Linked DNA regions of Homo sapiens: region 1 is linked to region 2. The links are chromatin loops, found by intact Hi-C in ENCODE. Cell type or tissue: heart right ventricle. All regions are shown on one strand.

Region 1 (8,000 bases), 110 kb before region 2:
CCTCAGCTCCTGGGGTTTGACTCTGACCTTTGCCACTTTCCTGGCAGTGTGACCCTGGACAGATGCTTAACTTCTCTGTGCCTGTCAGGTTTCCCATCTGCAAAATGAGGGTCAAAATGGTACTGAGTTCACAGAGTGGTTGTGAGAGCTGACCGTCCGGCCATAAGAATCCCTTGGTACTTGTATGTGTTACTATGACTACTGTGTCGGTATTATTATTCCTGGGTTCTAAGATTGGGCCTTTAATCCAACGTGGTCTGGAAGCCCTGTGAAAAGGGGCCACCTTACCTTTGGCTGGGGGTGGACAGTGGGGGGATCTGGGGGAGGGAGGGGGCCTTTTCCCACTCCCCTCTGCTTGTCCGGAGAGGATGGAGAAGGGCAGGTGCCCCCGCCCATTGAACAGATGCAAAGACTGAGTCAGGCCCAGCAGAGCAATGAAGGGGGGGTGGAGCCAGCGGTGACTGGCGAGTCGGCAGCGCGGCTGCCAGGGCATCCCGGGCTCTGTCTGGCTTCCCTGAGCCGCCTGCCGTGTCCCTGCTTGGAAATTCACTGCTGCCACCGCCAGCGGGTGCCGGGGGAGTCTGTGGTGCCGGTGCCCAGACATGGGGGCGGGAGCGCAGCAGGCCCCAGCCCTGGCCTCTTCCCACTGAGCTATTTACGCTGCTGGGGATCAATACTATTGATAAATCCATGTAAATGGTAATGTGGCTGTCAGGCCCTGGTGAGGGATGGAGACCCCTCCTGGGGCTGCGCTCTCCCCCTCCCCCTCTCGGAGAGGGTTTGGTTATGTGGGAAGGATTTATTTGGCATAATCTGTTCTTTTTCCCCAATTAATAATACTCATGCCACCTCCTAAAGATTTCCCAGAGCTCTGCAAACACGAATTTACTGCATGGAAGCCCTGGGCTGGGGACGGCTTGATTGTTCTCGGGGCCTGGGGGTGGGGGGCAGGGGGCGCTGGCAGCGCAGACACCCACCGAGGGAGTTGGAAGCTAGCCCCAGGAGTCCTGGCCCCCAGCGTCTGCCATTCATGCTGGATGTGGAGGCTGCCTGGCCCCGTTTCCCCCTGGCTGAGAGGGGGCGCATTCATAGTTCTGTGTTCCCAACCCCCATCTGAGAGTGTGGGTGGAGAAGTTGGTGCTTCACTCGGAGATGGGAGGCGGGGGTGGTACCTACGCAGAACCCAGCCGGAGGGTTCTCCTGGGGTCCTGTCTGTGGGAAGGGAGATTTTAAGGCAGAGGAGACAGGCTCTCAGCCCCTCCTCCTGCCGCTGTCTGAACTGAAAAGCCCCACAAATGCTGCCTCTGACCGTGGGCCGGGGGTGGGGGTGGGGGTGGGGTGGCGGGGGTTGAGAGCTTTTATTTGTGTGTGTGTGTTTTCCCTTCCCTGTTTCCTCTTCACATCTCAAACGCTAAACAGCAGCCTCCCCAGGTGACACTTTTGAGACTGGGGAACTGCCGGTGGGAGCTGGTAACTCCTGCCTGAGGTGCCCAGGGGAGGGGCAAGGAGGGCCCCAAGCTTGAGCTGCTGCCTGGGGAGAGCCAGGTTTTTTAGGCCCAGGCCAAGGGTGACAGAAGGTCTGTGTCCCTAGGTGGGTGCGTGTGGTCCCCAGGGAAGTGATGCTTGGGAAAGGCCAGCTGGGCATCTTTTGAGGGAGCTTGGAGCCAGGGAACTGACTTTACAACCCATCCGGCGAACTCTCAGCCTCCATGTTGGAAAAGGCTGTGGATCATACGCTAGTAATAAGAACCAACACCTACTGTGTGCCAGGAACCGTGCTCTACGCAAATCTGCTTGTTTACTCTTCATAACTCCTCTATGAGTTGGTGCTTTTATTATCTTATTTTATAGATGGTGAACTTGAGGCACAGAGAGGTTAAGTAACTTGCCCAAGGTCACACAGCTTGGATGTGGAACTACGAATTAAGACCTGGGATTATTCACGGTCGTGTTAGTGCAGCAGGAATTTACTGCAGACCTGCTTTGCAAAGCTGCCGTAGAGGATATGAAGAAAGAAATGATGTTTCTTCTTTGAGCAGCACCTACGGATCTTTGCCCCAGGTGGGGCAGGAGACTGAGAACTCGTTCTCCCCAGGGTTTGGGGAGAAGGATAGGGCCTGGCATTTCTTTGAGGTCTCATTTTATCTGAAACATTCATGCAAATTTGGCATTCGCCTTGGCGACACTGCTGTGTTTGTTTTGAAATGAAAACATGGTTTTGAATTATTTAGCATGGTGCTCCAGAAAGCTGCAGCGGCAGAGTTCTGTGGCCTGGAGTGCCCATAGGCTGGGCGCGTTGCCCTCGGGTACTGTGTAGCCGGAGGGCTTCTGCTCAGTGAGGCCCTGGGGCAGATGGCGGCTTCATTCCCATTTTACAGATGAGGGCACAGGTCCAGGCTCGCCTGAGGTTGCACAGCGGAGGGACCTGTGCTTATGATGAATGAACTTAGCATCATTGTTATTATCATGTCTATTTTGGAGCAGAGTGAGGCTTCTGAGCCTGGACACTTCCACACTGCCCTGCCCACTTGGCTCCAGCTAGCCTTGAGGAAGGAGCTTTTGGTTTATAAATCTAGAAAGAATTGTCCTAACCAGATATTAGAGGACAATCTCGGAGTGTTTCATCTGCCATCCCCAAGAGAGCCGCTGATTTAGCATTGGAAGTTCCAGCTTGGCCATTTACAAGCAGTGGGCCCAGGTGAGTGCCCCTTGCTCTCAGGGTTTGGGTGCCCTCATCTGCAAAATGGGCACATTGCCGGCCACCTGTGCCATATTGGAGAGCCTTTAGGGGCAAAGGGCATGAATATTGGGTTTGCTGTTCAGCTCTGCAGCTTCAAGCTGTGAATGAGTTACTTACCTATTGTGAGCCTCAGTTTGCTCATCTCTAAAATGGGGGTGCTGCTGCTGCTTCTGACTTTATGGTTGTGAGATATAATGAGCTCCTGTGTGTCGCAGGACACACAGGAGCTGCAGTTTCCATTTTGGCTTATCCTGTTGGAGAGCAAAGACTTCACTATAGAATTCCTTGTGTAAACCCGGGTCCTCACCTACAGGCTGCTCGGATATCAACCATTCCTCCCTCTTAAAAGCTGCTGGGAAAGATCCTCTGATGGACCTGTCTCTTTTCCAGAGCCCCAGGCTTCGGCTTGTTGCCCTTTGGAGACGGTGGGCTCCTTTCCCGTTGGTCGTTGGTGTTTCACAAATGTGCTCAGCTCCCTGCCTCTGCCCTTGACGGTTGAGGTTTTCCATTAGTCTTTAATCACTTAGTGTCTGTCAGGCACTTGGAGTGCTTGGAGGTCATGGGCAGCCCGGAGAGTGGGCGAAGGCTGTGGGGAGGACGGGGTGGGGGAGGCCCCCTGGGGGAGGGCTGAGCTTCCCCTCTGCTCCTGGTCTCTGAAAAAAGGAGCAGGGTTTGAATCGTGCTTCCATTTGTTAAGAACTTGAGTGAAGCCTCTGACCTTCTGGCCTTGGTTTCTTGATTCTTAAAAGGGAGGGAAAGAAAATAATGCCCGCCTTAGAGGGTAGCCTGAGACGGGCTGTCTGGGAACTCCTGCGGTGATGGGAGATGATACGGCTGCGCTGTCCCGTGCTTTAGCCACTAGGTGCCTGTCACTCGGGAGCACTTGAAAAGTGGGTCCCTGCCACTGAGCAGCTGAACTGGTCATTTTATTTAATTTTAATTTACTTAAATTTAAACAGCCACCTGTGGCTGTGGCTAATGGCTACTTAACCCGAGGGCACAGGGTTGGGTGATGAAGTCATATTCTGTGTTTCGGAGCAGGGCCTGGGCTCTTGGTATCTGATTCCTTCCCCAATGCCCCACCTGCACCCCAACTTTTTTTCTGAGGTAGGGTCTTGCTCTGTCACCAAGGCTGGAGTGCAGTGGTACCATCACAGCTCATTACAGCCATGAACTCCTGGGCTCAAATTAACCTCCCGCCTCAGCCTCCCAAATAGCTGAGACGACAGGTGTACACCACCATGACTGGCTAATTTTAAAATTTTTTGTAGAGATGGAGTCTCTCTATGTTGCCCAGGCTGCTCTTGAACTCCTGGGCTCAAGTGATCCTCCCGCCTCAGCCTCCCAAAGCACTGTGATTCTAGGCGTGAGCCACTGCGTCTGGCCTGATTTTTTTCCCTTTTCATGCGTGTTTTCTCTGCGTGGTGCCATCCTGGAGGGTCTTCCCCTTTCAGTGGTCCTTTTTCCCAAACCTAGCCTGGTGTGCCCTCTGGGCTGGTCCGTTCTCCCTGCCGTCTGTCTCCCTCCTCTTCCCACATCTCACTCTTTCTTCCCCCACTTCCTCTCCCACCGGCCTCTGGGGTAGCGCTGTCCAATAGAACTTTCTGCATTGGTGAGAATGTTCTAGATATGCCAGTACCATAACTAACAGCCACGTGGGGCATTGGGTATTAAAACTGCCCAAAGCTGTTGGGGGAGTCTCCTTCCATTCTGGCCCTCCTGGTTTCTGTTCCCCAAGGCAGTCACGGCTTGAAGTGAGGCCAGTGCCACAACCGGGGGATGAAATTTTAGTTTTTACTTTTAATAAATTTGAGTAGCCACTTGTGGCTGGTGGCCACTGACCCTACGGGGCAGTGCAGCCATAGTGACTCCTACTATACGGAGCCGTCTTCCCACATCCTTCCTTAGCTGTCACTTCTCCTGGAGCAGGAGACAGCTCCAGGTCCCTGCGAAGTGTGGGCAGTTCTTACCTCCTGGGGCTGAGCTCATGTGGAAAAACCTTTGTGCAGGTTCATGGGGGCTGACCCAGCCGGACCCGGAGGAATCCTAGGTTAGCACCCTTGCTGGTATCTGTCTGCACAAGCAGATACCTGCAAAAGACACCTATCTGCTTTCTCTAAGTGGGATCATACTTATTTTGTTATGATATGACTTAATACATCATGGACTTCTTTGATGAACATTTTTGGGGATAATGTTGCTTTTTATACTTCTTGGGGAGAATGTAGAAAAACAAAAAGTAATGCATTCAAAACTCTGCCAGTTGCTTTGGGCTTTATAAAAGCTTATTTTTTAAATGAAAGAAAATGCATTGACTTGTAAAAAAGAAAATTAACACATTGCGTAAAAGTCTCCCTCGGTTCCTGGCCTCCCAGTTTCTGTTCCCCGAGGCAGTCACAGCTTCCCGCGCCTGAGTTTCCTCCGAGATGCTCTTGGCATATGTCGGCCTTAAATGGACTGTATGTGTGCGTTCCCTTTAAAAACAAACATGCAAGTGGTATCACGCCATATATTCAGGTTTGATTTTCGCCGTCATAGTCACATCCTACGTGATAATATGTTTCGGAGCCGATTGTGGAACGTAGAAAGCAAGAGTTGGCAAACTATGGCCCTTGGGCCAAATCCGGCCAGCCCACCACCTGTTTCTGTATGGTGCACAAGCTGAGAATGGTTTCTCCATTTTTTAATGGTTGAAAAAAATCGAAAGAAGAATAATATTTTATGACATGTGAAATCATATGAAATGCAAATTTCGGTGTCCATAAATAAAGTTTTGTTGGAATGCAGCCACGCTCACTCATTTACATGTTGTCTGTGGCTGCTTTTGGGTACAGCGTTTGCAAAGTTGAGTAGTTGTGACAGAGGCTGGAAGGCCTACAGAACCTAAAATATTTACTCTCTGGCCCTTTGCAGAAGATATTTGCCGATCCCTAATATACTACCTCACTGTTTTGAACCTCAGTGTAGCCTTGCACGGTTTCCCTGTTGAGGAAACTGTGGCCCAGAGAGGGGTGTGAGTTTGAAGGTCATTCCAGGTAGGCCCTAAAACCCCTCCTTCTAGCCTGGGCTCCTGTTCTTGCTGAGTTACGCTGATGCTCATGGTTATAATTTGCTGTTGTAGAATGCAGTAGGAAAGAGGGGATGGTTAAGGCAGCAAGCACTTGGCCTGATTTTTGGCACAATTTTTTGGCCTCTTAATTGGTGACTTTAGAGTGGTATATAGTTGCTGTAGCACCTACTCTGTGGCACTGCGTCGTTTTCACAATTTTCCAAAGCCGTAATCCATCTTGTTTCCCTCTTTGCTTTGGCTACTAGGAAGCTCAGAGCCAAATTTTGCAGCCTGCTTTCTGCAATCACTGGTTTATGTTTTGGCTTTATCTACTTCATCCTGATTTTGGATTTGTTTGTCTCTCATTTTTTTTCCCTTTGCCCTGAGCTTGCTCTCTGATTTTTATCTTACCTTACACATTCCTGAGAGTTGTCTCAGTTCTTGAGGGGCAGAATGGATCAGGCAGGAGCCGAGCAAAGGAAAACACTTGTTGCAAGATGCTTTCATGCACCATCCCCTGCACCAGCATTCCATAGGAGGAAACCAGAGGCTGGCCCTGTGGAGTGTCTTAACCAAGGTCAGACCCTGGGTGAGAACTGAGCACGGTTTTGGGGTCCGACTTGGGAAGATGACGGTGAGTGACTTGGATGGTGAAAGATGTCCCATTTGAGAACCGGATGGGGCCCTCGAGAACTGCTTGGCCTGAGGGAATGCCCTGGAGGTGGGGGGCTCAGCACTGTGGTACCCGGAGACCTCGGGATTGTTTTGGAGGCAATATTGCAAGTGCGTCTGAAGCCAAGGGACCTCTGGGCCATCTGGTTCCAACCTGGACTTGTGGCTGATGCTTCAGGTCCCCTGCTTCTCCTGCTGGCCTTTCTTTGCATCTGGAAAGGAAGTGGGGGGAAAGGTAAGTCAAAGGGTGGGCTGTTGGAGGTGGAATTGGACCAGACCCGGGTGACCAGTCACCACTGGCCTGCATGTGTCTGTGCGTATGTGCCTGCAGGCCGGGTGGCTCCTGGGGGTCAGTCTTTTCTGGGGTCCGGAGGCCCTCTCCGCCTCTTGTCTCCCAGGGTTCACTTGGTTTTCCGTGGCCTATATTTGCATTTTAGGGCTGATGAGTGGATCTGGGGGGACCCACAGGTCTGAGTGACATGGCCTTGGGCAATAATAAAGGCTCCACGCGGAGTTCCTCAGTTTCCCTGGCGGTGAAATGGGGTGATGAGTGACACGTGGCTCACAGGCTGTGAAGTGAAGGGCATTCAGGGGCCCGTTGGGGTGCAATTGTCCCTGCAGACCGTGTCGTAGCCCCTCTCCCTCCTGACTGTGACTCGTGGGCCCACGGCACTGACCCCAGGGTCAGGGAGGTGGACCCAGCAGTCTCCTTGCCATTGCTCAGGGATGTCCCAAAGGGACCTCGGATCCCACCTATGCAAAAGTGGATCATTGACCCCCGCATCCCCCAGGCCCCTGTTCTGGGCGTCCTTCTGGAGTGAGAGACGTGGTCCCAGCCACCTCTCGATGGCCCACCTGGGACTGCAGCCGCCTCCTGCCTGCTCTCTGGCTGTCATCCTGTACCCACAGTCCCCTCTCTGCAGGCAGCCCAGTGGAGCCACAGCAGCTAGAGTGACTTGACCTCATCAGCCTGCAGGGCTTCCCACCATTTCTTGAACAAAAATCAGAATCCTTCTTACAGCCAAGGAGGCCTGCACGCCCCCCATCTGCCCACCTGTGGCCTCCCCTTGGCTCGCTCCCCACAATTCTGTGGTGGGGCTGGGGAGACCTTGGGCCAGGTCTGGAGGGGGGGTGGGTGGGAGAGTTGATTTTTCTTTGTGACCCAGGGGATCTGTCTGGGGATGCTCTGAAGTCGTTAGTCCCAGAGGCCCAGACCCACAGGGGAGGGCCTCGAAGGACTCTGTTTGTCCTCACATTGAACTCTGCGGTACCTGCTGAGACCATCAGGGAGCATGGGCCCCAGTGTGGCTATAGTGTCTCGGTGACCATGGGAACCTGCCTGGTGCCAGCCCTGCTCCTGAAGCTAAAGAGGAGAGCCTGCCGGGTGGGGTTGGGGCCGGATGCAGCTCCAGGCCCTGGCCTGGGCTTTTCCCTAGGCTGGGCCAGGCCTGTCAGCATGGGGGCCTGCAGGGGATGTCGCCCTCTGGAGCCTGGCAGGAGTCAGGGGGCCTTTCCTGGGTCCTGGGGGCTTGGCCAGGT
Region 2 (8,000 bases):
ATTTTTGTTGGCAGCCACATTTCCCAGGGCTTGGGGTCACCTCCTTTTGGCCAATCTGGTTTGGGGTCACTGGGGACAGTTTCAGTATGGTGATGGTGACTTCTGCGGCCTGTCCGCCTAGTCCTTGCCAAATACTGAGTGGCTGCCCCAATGCAGCTGAGTCACAGCAGGGGCTCGCCCGCGTGCCAGCCTGTGAACACCCATTTGCCAGCACACACGCAGTTTAGCCTGGTGCAGGGGGCACCCAAACCCACGCAAATTCTGCCCCTGCCCTCCGCCACAGCCCCCATGAAGCCACCTTCAGGAGCCCCTCCGCCCCCCACCTCCCTGTACCCGGCTGGCCTGGGCTGCCCTCCAGGCCTCCTGTGAGTGGACCCTGGTGGTCCCAGGCTGCGGGCTGGTGGGCCTGGCCGAGGCACAATGTCTGCCTTCACACCGAGGGCCGGGGTGGGGGCCCGGAGGTCCAGCCTATTGATGGAGCGGCCACCGAGCCCTGCGCCACATGTTCCTGTTTTCCTAATAAGTCCCCAGTTGTGAGTGGGGAGGAGGCGGGGAGGCCCCGGGGCAGCCCAGAAATAATCACATGATTGTGAAACACAAGAATCCTAGAAAGGGTATCTCCGAGCGCCTCTATCTCACCCTCCCTCCTCCTCCTCCTCCTCCTTCCCTCGCTGGCTGCACTAGCTCTGAGGTAATTGTAGACAACCCAACCAGCTTCCAGGGTGAGGGAAGGCATCTCAGGGCTGGCAGTGTCGGCTGGGCTGGTGGGGAGCGGTGCCCACGTCGCTGGGCCCTGGGGGAGCGAGGCCTGCGCGCCTGCCGGGGAGCAGGCTTCAGTGGACCCGGCGCATTTGCTAAAATCGAAACTTGGCTGGCTTGCTGGGGCCGCTGTGGGGGTATTGAGGCTCCTCTGTGTTTTTTTCCAGCGTGGGGAGGGCCTGCAGGGGGCCCCGGGCCTCCCTCCCCCGTGCTGAGGATCAGCATGCTGGACTGGGCTGGGCAGGTGCCCGCTGCTCCGGGAAGCCTCTATTTATAATCTGTGTTTTTTTGTTTTTTAAAAAAATTCCTCCTCTTCGCCATCACCCTGCAGAAGAAGGCTGAAGCTGCACATCGGATTCTGGAAGGCCTGGGGCCCCAGGTGGAGCTGGTGAGCTGGGGTACAGGGTCAGGGGCTCAGGGGAGGGCGGGGGTGGCTGGAGAGGTGGGCAGGGAGGCGGGAGGGTGCGGCGGAGGAGGAAGTCATCTATTACCAAGCGCTGCCCAGGCGGCGTCCGCGGAGGAAGCAGGAAACCCACCTTCCTGATGAGAGGACGGCAGATAGCGGGTGGGCGGGCCTGGCTGGGCTGGGTGGGGGTGGGGAGTCTTGGCAGCGAGCGCCTCCGGGGCCACCTGCGCACTCCTGTGCATACCGTGAAGCCCGGCCGCTCGGGCTGTGAGGAGAGTCACACATCCGTAGGCCGGTGCGCTTGCTCCAGCTGAGCGCGGAGAGCCGGTTCTCTGGGTCACACAATCTCGGTCCACTCCCAGGTGCACCGCTTCATGGCGGTGTGACCCTGAGCGGGTCTGTTACCCTCCCTGTGCTTCAGTTTCCTCATCTGTAAAATGGGAATCCTAACAGCACCTATTCCACTGGATTACAGTGAGGAGGAGCTGTGTTAATATTTTTCCAACATCGGGTGCCGCGCCTGCCTTGTAAACAGTAAGTGCTGGGCATTAGCTATGATGATGATGATGATGATGATGGCGATGATGGCGATGATGGCTGTCACTAGTGTCCTTTTGCTGCGGAAAGATGCCATGTCAGCAGCAGAGCTGGAAAGCAGGCCCCAGGCCTCCTGGAGTCCCTGGGCTGAGGATGGGTGGATGCAGAAGCCCTAGCCCCCAGAGAATGGGCCGCAGCCCCTGCCTGCCCCACAGCCATCTGTGCCCACTGAGCTGGTCAGCATGGATGGCCGTGGTGGGCACTGAAGGTATATGCTACCCACATGTGTGCCGGATGAGGGAGAGTCTCTGTGTGCATGGTGGGCTAGGGTGTGCGTGTGAGTGCGCCCAGGGTGCAGATAAAGGCTTATGCCTTCGCCATGTGTAGTGGCTCATACCTGTAATCCCAGTGCTATGGGAGGCCAAGGCAGGAGGATTGCATGAAGCCAGGAATTTGAGATCAGCCTGGGCAAGATAGCAAGACCTTGTCTCTGCAAAAAATTAAAAAATTCACCAGGTGTGGTGATGCACGCCTTTCGTCCCAGCTACTTGGGAGGCTGAGGCAGGAGGATCGCTTGAGCCCTGGAGTTCAAGGCTGCGGTGAGCTATGATCACACCACTGCACTCCAGCCTGGGCAGTAGAGTGAGACCCTGCCTCATAAAAAAACGAAACAGAAGTCTGACACCTTCAGAGCCTCAATCTAAACTCAGCTCCACTGCATGTTTGCCAAGTGGCCTTAGGAAAGGGGCTGACCTCCCAGTACCACAGTGCTCTCTCATCTGGGACAGGCGGAGGCTCTAGGGCCTCCTTCCAGGGTCTTCCCAGGGTTAAAGGCAGTGCTGCCTGTTAAAGGCTCACCTAGTGCAGCTCCTGGTCCCTACGAAGCGCTCAGTAGTTGTGAACAATTTGGTGATGAGCTGCTCCCCCTGAAGTTTCTGCAGGCTGCTCAGTTTTGCAGTGAGAGCTCCCCAAAGCCCGGGGTCCGTCTTTTGAGGCCACTCAGGAACTACAAGCCCCGGGCTCCCAGGCCCACTCAGAAGGCAGAAGCAGGGAGGAGATGGCAAGGGCTCCTCCAGCTCAGAAGCAGGGCCCAGCTGCCCACCTGGCTGGACTCAGGAACCTCGCTGGGCTCCCCCACCCCTTCAGGGCTCTGCCCCCTCCAGGCACATCCTCGGGCCTGGGCGATCTGGGTGGTGAGCTCTGGCCTAGGGTCGTGCTTCTCTCAGTGGAAGTGATATCTGGGGAAGTTTTCAGCAGCAGCAGCTGCTGCTTGCTTGTTTTTTTGTTTTGTAAACAGCTTTATTGAGGTACAATTCACACGCATGCCATTCACTCAAAGTGTCCAGTTCAGTGGGTTTTAGTGTATTCACAGATGTGTGCAACTGTCACCACGGTCAATTTTAGAACATTCCATCATCTCAAAAAGAAACCCTTCTGTCTCTATGGATTTGCCTATTCTGGACATTTCCTATAAATGGAATCTTGCAATATGTGGTCCTTTGTGTCTGGTTTCTCTCACTCAGCATCATGTTTTCGAGGTTCATCCGTGTCGAGCGTGGGTCGGTCCTTCGTTCCTTTTTGTGGCTGAATCATATTTCACTGTAGGGGTAGGTCACGTGTTGTTTACCCACTCATCAGTCGGTGGACGTGAGATTGTTTGCATATTTGGGGTATTGTGAATAAAGTTGCTGTGAACATTAGTGTGCCGTTTCCATGTGAACGTACGTCTTCATTTCTCCTGGGTGTGTACCTAGGCGTGGAATTGCTAGATCCTCTGTTAACCCTGTTTAGCCCCTTGAGGAACTGCCCAACTGTTTTCCAAAGTGGCCGAAAAGTGGCCGTACCATTTTACATCTCCACCAGTAAGCTGCCTCTTGCCTCGGTTTCTCCTTTTCTGCCAAATAGGGATGGCAGGGTTGGATGAAGTTCCCAAGCATTTCCAGATTTCCGGGTCCTCCCGCTCCCGTTTCCTGATTGGTCCCCGGGGGCCTCCTGGGGGAAAGGGCCTGTGTCTTAGGGCCCGAGGAACACAGGCGAGGAAGCCCCTGTCCGTGGGAGTCTGTGGGCAGATGGGGGTGGGCAGCTGCTGGTGTCAGAAGCTTTGGAACCAGGGACCCCACAGTGAGTCTTCTCTGGTTCTTTGGAGACAAGGGGACGGGGTTGTCTTCCACTTGGGGATCTCAGAGCAGAGGCTTCCACAAGGCTGATGGCACAGGAGGCTAAGATCTAGTGTTTGGACTCTTGAAGGCCCCTGGCTTGGTGCCAGTCAGTGGGGACAGGGAGGACGCCTCACAGAGCTGTTGCCGTCCCATTTTCTGGATGAGGCTCAGTGAGAGGAGTGCCTTGTGCCGGGCCACACAGCAAGAGATGAGGCGTGGAGGTGTGCTGAGCCCCTGGGAGAGCGGCCGGCCAGTTCTGCACAGATCTGCCAGGCCCGAGTGGCCACAGGCATCCTCCAAGCAGAGGCAGCTGCATGGTGCACCCTCTGCAGGGTCCTGTCTACCAACTGGGTGCCAGAAGCCCGGGCCAGGGACGGCCTGAGGTGCTGTGGGTCACAGAGTCCAGTTCCCAGGGTGTCTTCCATCAGAAGCTGCAGTTCCAACGCCCCTCCCCTCGGCAGGGACGGATCCCTGTGGCCTTCCTGGAGGAATTTGCATTGGAAAGGATGAAAATAGCACCAGAGGTGCTAACCAGGGGTCGGGGGCACTGAGATGGTGGGGCACGGCCCCTCCAGCCCAGCTGTGGGGACTGGACCAGGCTGGGAGCGGGCGCAGTGGTGGAGGGCGTGCCCAGCAGCCCCGACCTCTCTGCCGCTTTGAGTCATTGCTTCCTTCCTGTTCCAAGGCGTTATTTTAAGAAGCTGGTGTCACCAGCGGGTTGAGGGCTGGGGCTGTCACTTCATTTATTGCCAGCTCAGGCCGCCTGGGACTCTGGCTCTTCCTGGTGGCCCTGCTGGCTGGCTCAAAGCCCGAGGGGGGCCGCCTCCTCCCTGGCCCCTGCTGGCTTTCTTAGTCACCACCATGCCTCATCTCTGCCTGCGCCCTGCGTCTGGCACCTGCTCCCCTTTGCCCTCTTTCTGCCCTCTGAGTGGCTGTGCCTCTGATTTTAGAGGAGACGGAGGCTGAGCAAGAGAGAGCTGGACCTTGGGGCCTCCTGGGTGCCGCCCCTACCACCCCAGGCTCCACACGCATCTAGGCCTCGATTCCCTCACTGGCGTGAGTCCCCCCAGGGGTCATTTCTCCCGGGAGGATAAGGCCTGGGGGTGAGGGACAGGGGCCAGCCATGCCCCCCAGCCTGTGTGGCTGTGGAGGTGCCTCATGGCCCCATGTGGGGACCCCGGCTAGCCTGGGCTGGGAGCCGCCAGGCCTTTGTGCAGCCCTCTCTGCAGAGGATGAGGGGGATGTTGGGGAGTCCCCTCGGGCCCTGCGTCCCCTCAGCAATGCACCTGCCAGGACATGTCACTGTCCCTCCCTCCCCCCACTCCCTTCTGGGCTTTCCAAGATGGCTGTCCTCAGCCTGTTGCCATGGCGGTGCACGGCATTCCAGGCAGCTCTGGGCCCAGAGCCTCCCCTGGGCTCCTGGGGTTCAGGGGCCTCGGGGAGTGGCTGGTGAGTGCCTCCCAGGGGGGCAGTTCCTGTTTAGAGGCCGCAGCACCCCACAGTATCCTCAGTCCTTCGGGGCCTTCGCCTTGTGGGCCCCTCACCGATGGCCGCCTTGAGAAGCAGGGGCTGTGTCCCTATCTACAGGGCAGGGGAGGAGGCCACCAAGTGGAAGTGGCCTTCCTCCCCTGTGGCTTTGGTGGGTTGGAGGCTGACCGGGCTCTTGCTGCCCCCGGGAGCCGGTCCTGCATTTCTGCACCCGCCCTGTGCCGCAGAAGCACTGTCCCCTCTGCCCACCTCGCCCTCCCAGGGCTGCGTGCTGTGGGCTTCCAGCCCCTTTCTGGCCCCCTTCGGCTGTTTGCTATCTTTAAAACCAAAACAAGACAAACACCAAATTTCACCAAGTCTGAAATTTTCTGGGCTATCCAAAATTTCCGTGAAGTAGGTCCTCTTTGACCTACACCCATATTCCAGATGAGGAAACCGAGGCTGGAGTGTTGAGGGCACTTGTCCAAGCTCACAGCTAGTGAGGGAGGAGGCACCATTTAAATTGGGGCCTATCTGTTTCCAAAACCCGAACCTTTAAGTGATGTCCGCTTGCACCTGGCCTGCATTTGATTGGCATGTGGGGAACATAAAGGAGCCAGTGTGGTTGCCCGGGTTACAGCATGGGCATCTTCACAGGGCCCCTTGCCATTCCTGAGACGAGGATTCGCACCCTCTGCAGGGATGCTGCACTGCACCCCTTCCCTCCACTGGGAAGTTCTGCAGTGAGTCTGACCGTGGGCTCTCTTGTTCCTCTGCCCACTTCTCCCTCTTGTTCAAACTTCCAGGGTCAGGGTGGGGAAACTGCCCTCTGTTCAGGGCTGAGAACCTTGGGAGGGGAGCCTGACCCGGCACGGGGAGAAATGGCCCATGGCAGCTGCAGGATGACATCTCTGTCCCCAGGAGAGTAGCTGAGCAGGAGCCTGGAATTGCCCGAGCCCAGTGGTGAATTCTCTAGGAGGGGATCTGGGGCTACAGGGGGAAAGGCGACATTGTCACCAGCCGAGACTGTCTGTGAGGCTCTGTAGAGCTGCAGAGGCCCTTCCCTGGGGATGGGTGGGCGGGGGTCTGGGTGGCCCACTCTGCCGGCGTCATCAGGAGGTGTGTTCAGCTCTATCCCCAGGGAAGAGACTTGTGTGTCCCTTCTGTCGCTGCAGCCCTGCCCTGAGGCTGCAGGACTCCACGTCTCCATCCTTCCCTGTTCCATCTGATCACTCACACTCTGTACCTGATCTTCCCACCATAGTCACCCATGGCCACCCTGGGAGGCTCCTGCTGTGTGCATGGGTGTGTGAGAGGGAGAGGGACAGGAAGAGAGGGAGACAGACAGACAGAAAGACATACACACACACACACAGAGACTCAGGCAGAGAGGGGAGCAGACTCCTTCCTCCAGCGCTGGGGCTGAGAGGCGGGCTGTCATTCAGGCTCATCTCTTACCAGCTGTGGGCAAATGTTGTAACCTCTTAAGGACTCAATTTTTCTTTCTGTACAGTGGGGGATGATTGTATCAGTTACCCGGTATGGTTACATGGCTACTGCTGGGGAACAAAGCAGCCCCACATTTAGAGGCTTGAAGCAGCAACTGTTCACTGTTTCTCACCTGTCTGGAAGGCAGCTGAGCATTTCTGCTGGTGTGGGCTCAGCTCTTGCACCTCCGTGGCCAGCGAGGGAGTCGGGGGGCCGGCGTTGTAGATCAGCCCAGGCTGGGTTGCACCACGCTGCTCCTTGCCTCTCTGCCCGCTTCCTGCAGGCCAGGCTAGGCTCATTCTCTTGACAGAAACAGCAGAAATGCGAACTCGCATCTTCAAGCCTCTGCTTTTGCTAAGTGTGCAGCAATTCCACTGGCCACAGCAAGGTCATGGGTGGTTACAGGGAGGCGTGAAAGGTGGGTGCCATTAGCACAGCCACTGCTCCCTGATGGCGGCAATGTGACTGGCACCTCTGGGCACTTCAGCCTGCAGGTACCAGCCTGAGAGCTTAGCATGCACTGTCTCGTTTGATCTTCACAAAATCCTATGAGTTTAACCCCATTTTATAGATGAGGAGAAATGGAGGCACAGATGGAATAAGTAACTTCCCAGGGAGACCCAGCTAGAAAGTATCAGAACCGGGACTTGAACCTAGGCTGTGCCCTTGGTTGCTAAGCAAGGTTCTTCCATCTGGGAGGGGACACGTGGCAGCTGGCTTGGTCCCTGCACCATCACAGATGCTGCCGTGCTTTCTGCGTCTCCTGGTACGCTCTTTGAAGCCCTGTGCTTGCTACATGTGGGCCCTGCCTCCCTTTCTCACTGCTGTGTGGGATTTGTGGTGTAACCGAGTCCTGGTCTCCTTAGCTGCTCTTCTGGTGGTGGACGGCTAGCTTGCTTCTCACTGGCCGCTGTGAGCAGTGCGTTAGGAACATCCTAGCGCCCGTCTCCTGGTGGAGCACAGTAGGCAACTGCAGGAGCATGGGGGTCGGAAGCGGGGGCGTCGGTGTTCGTTACCAGGTAGTGGCTGTTGTCTCTCTGGGGGATGTGTGCCCATACACCATGCTCCCACCAGCTATGTGCCAGCCTTCCTGTCACCCCAGACCTCACCAACACTTGGCATTCAACGTTTTTGTCTTTTGCTGGTCAGTGGGGGTGGAGTGGTATCTTGCAGCGTTGGGACGC

What was found. A loop is a pair of places that touch in the nucleus more often than their neighbours do. Peaks named below come from ENCODE experiments on the same cell type or tissue, not always from the same donor. Only the 100,000 strongest peaks of a DNase experiment are listed, where the experiment ranks them.
Region 1: it touches region 2 in a loop (2.9-fold over the local background); 30 of 110 quality-filtered maps call a loop at or near these places.

The regions. Positions count from the first base shown.
Region 1 is chr12:124,557,860-124,565,859 of GRCh38, reverse strand. The region is part of intron 1 of NCOR2 (nuclear receptor corepressor 2); the gene reads left to right. Among named protein-coding and RNA genes, the nearest start is that of NCOR2, 5.8 kb to the left of the region's middle. RefSeq lists a silencer at 5,003-5,297 and an enhancer at 7,126-7,885. In heart right ventricle, no CTCF peak of the experiment used is centred here; no DNase peak of the experiment used is centred here; H3K4me3 peaks cover 587 bases; H3K27ac peaks cover 1,663 bases.
Region 2 is chr12:124,450,253-124,458,252 of GRCh38, reverse strand. NCOR2 (nuclear receptor corepressor 2) reads left to right here. Exons shown (of 49, transcript NM_006312.6): 8 at 1,091-1,147. Among named protein-coding and RNA genes, the nearest start is that of NCOR2, 110 kb to the left of the region's middle. RefSeq lists silencers at 1,167-1,226, 1,257-1,386 and enhancers at 4,994-5,053, 4,453-5,291. In heart right ventricle, a CTCF peak has its summit at 4,712 (motif pointing left); DNase peaks (open chromatin) are centred at 132, 612, 4,202, 4,602 and 1 weaker place; H3K4me3 peaks cover 2,815 bases; H3K27ac peaks cover 5,235 bases.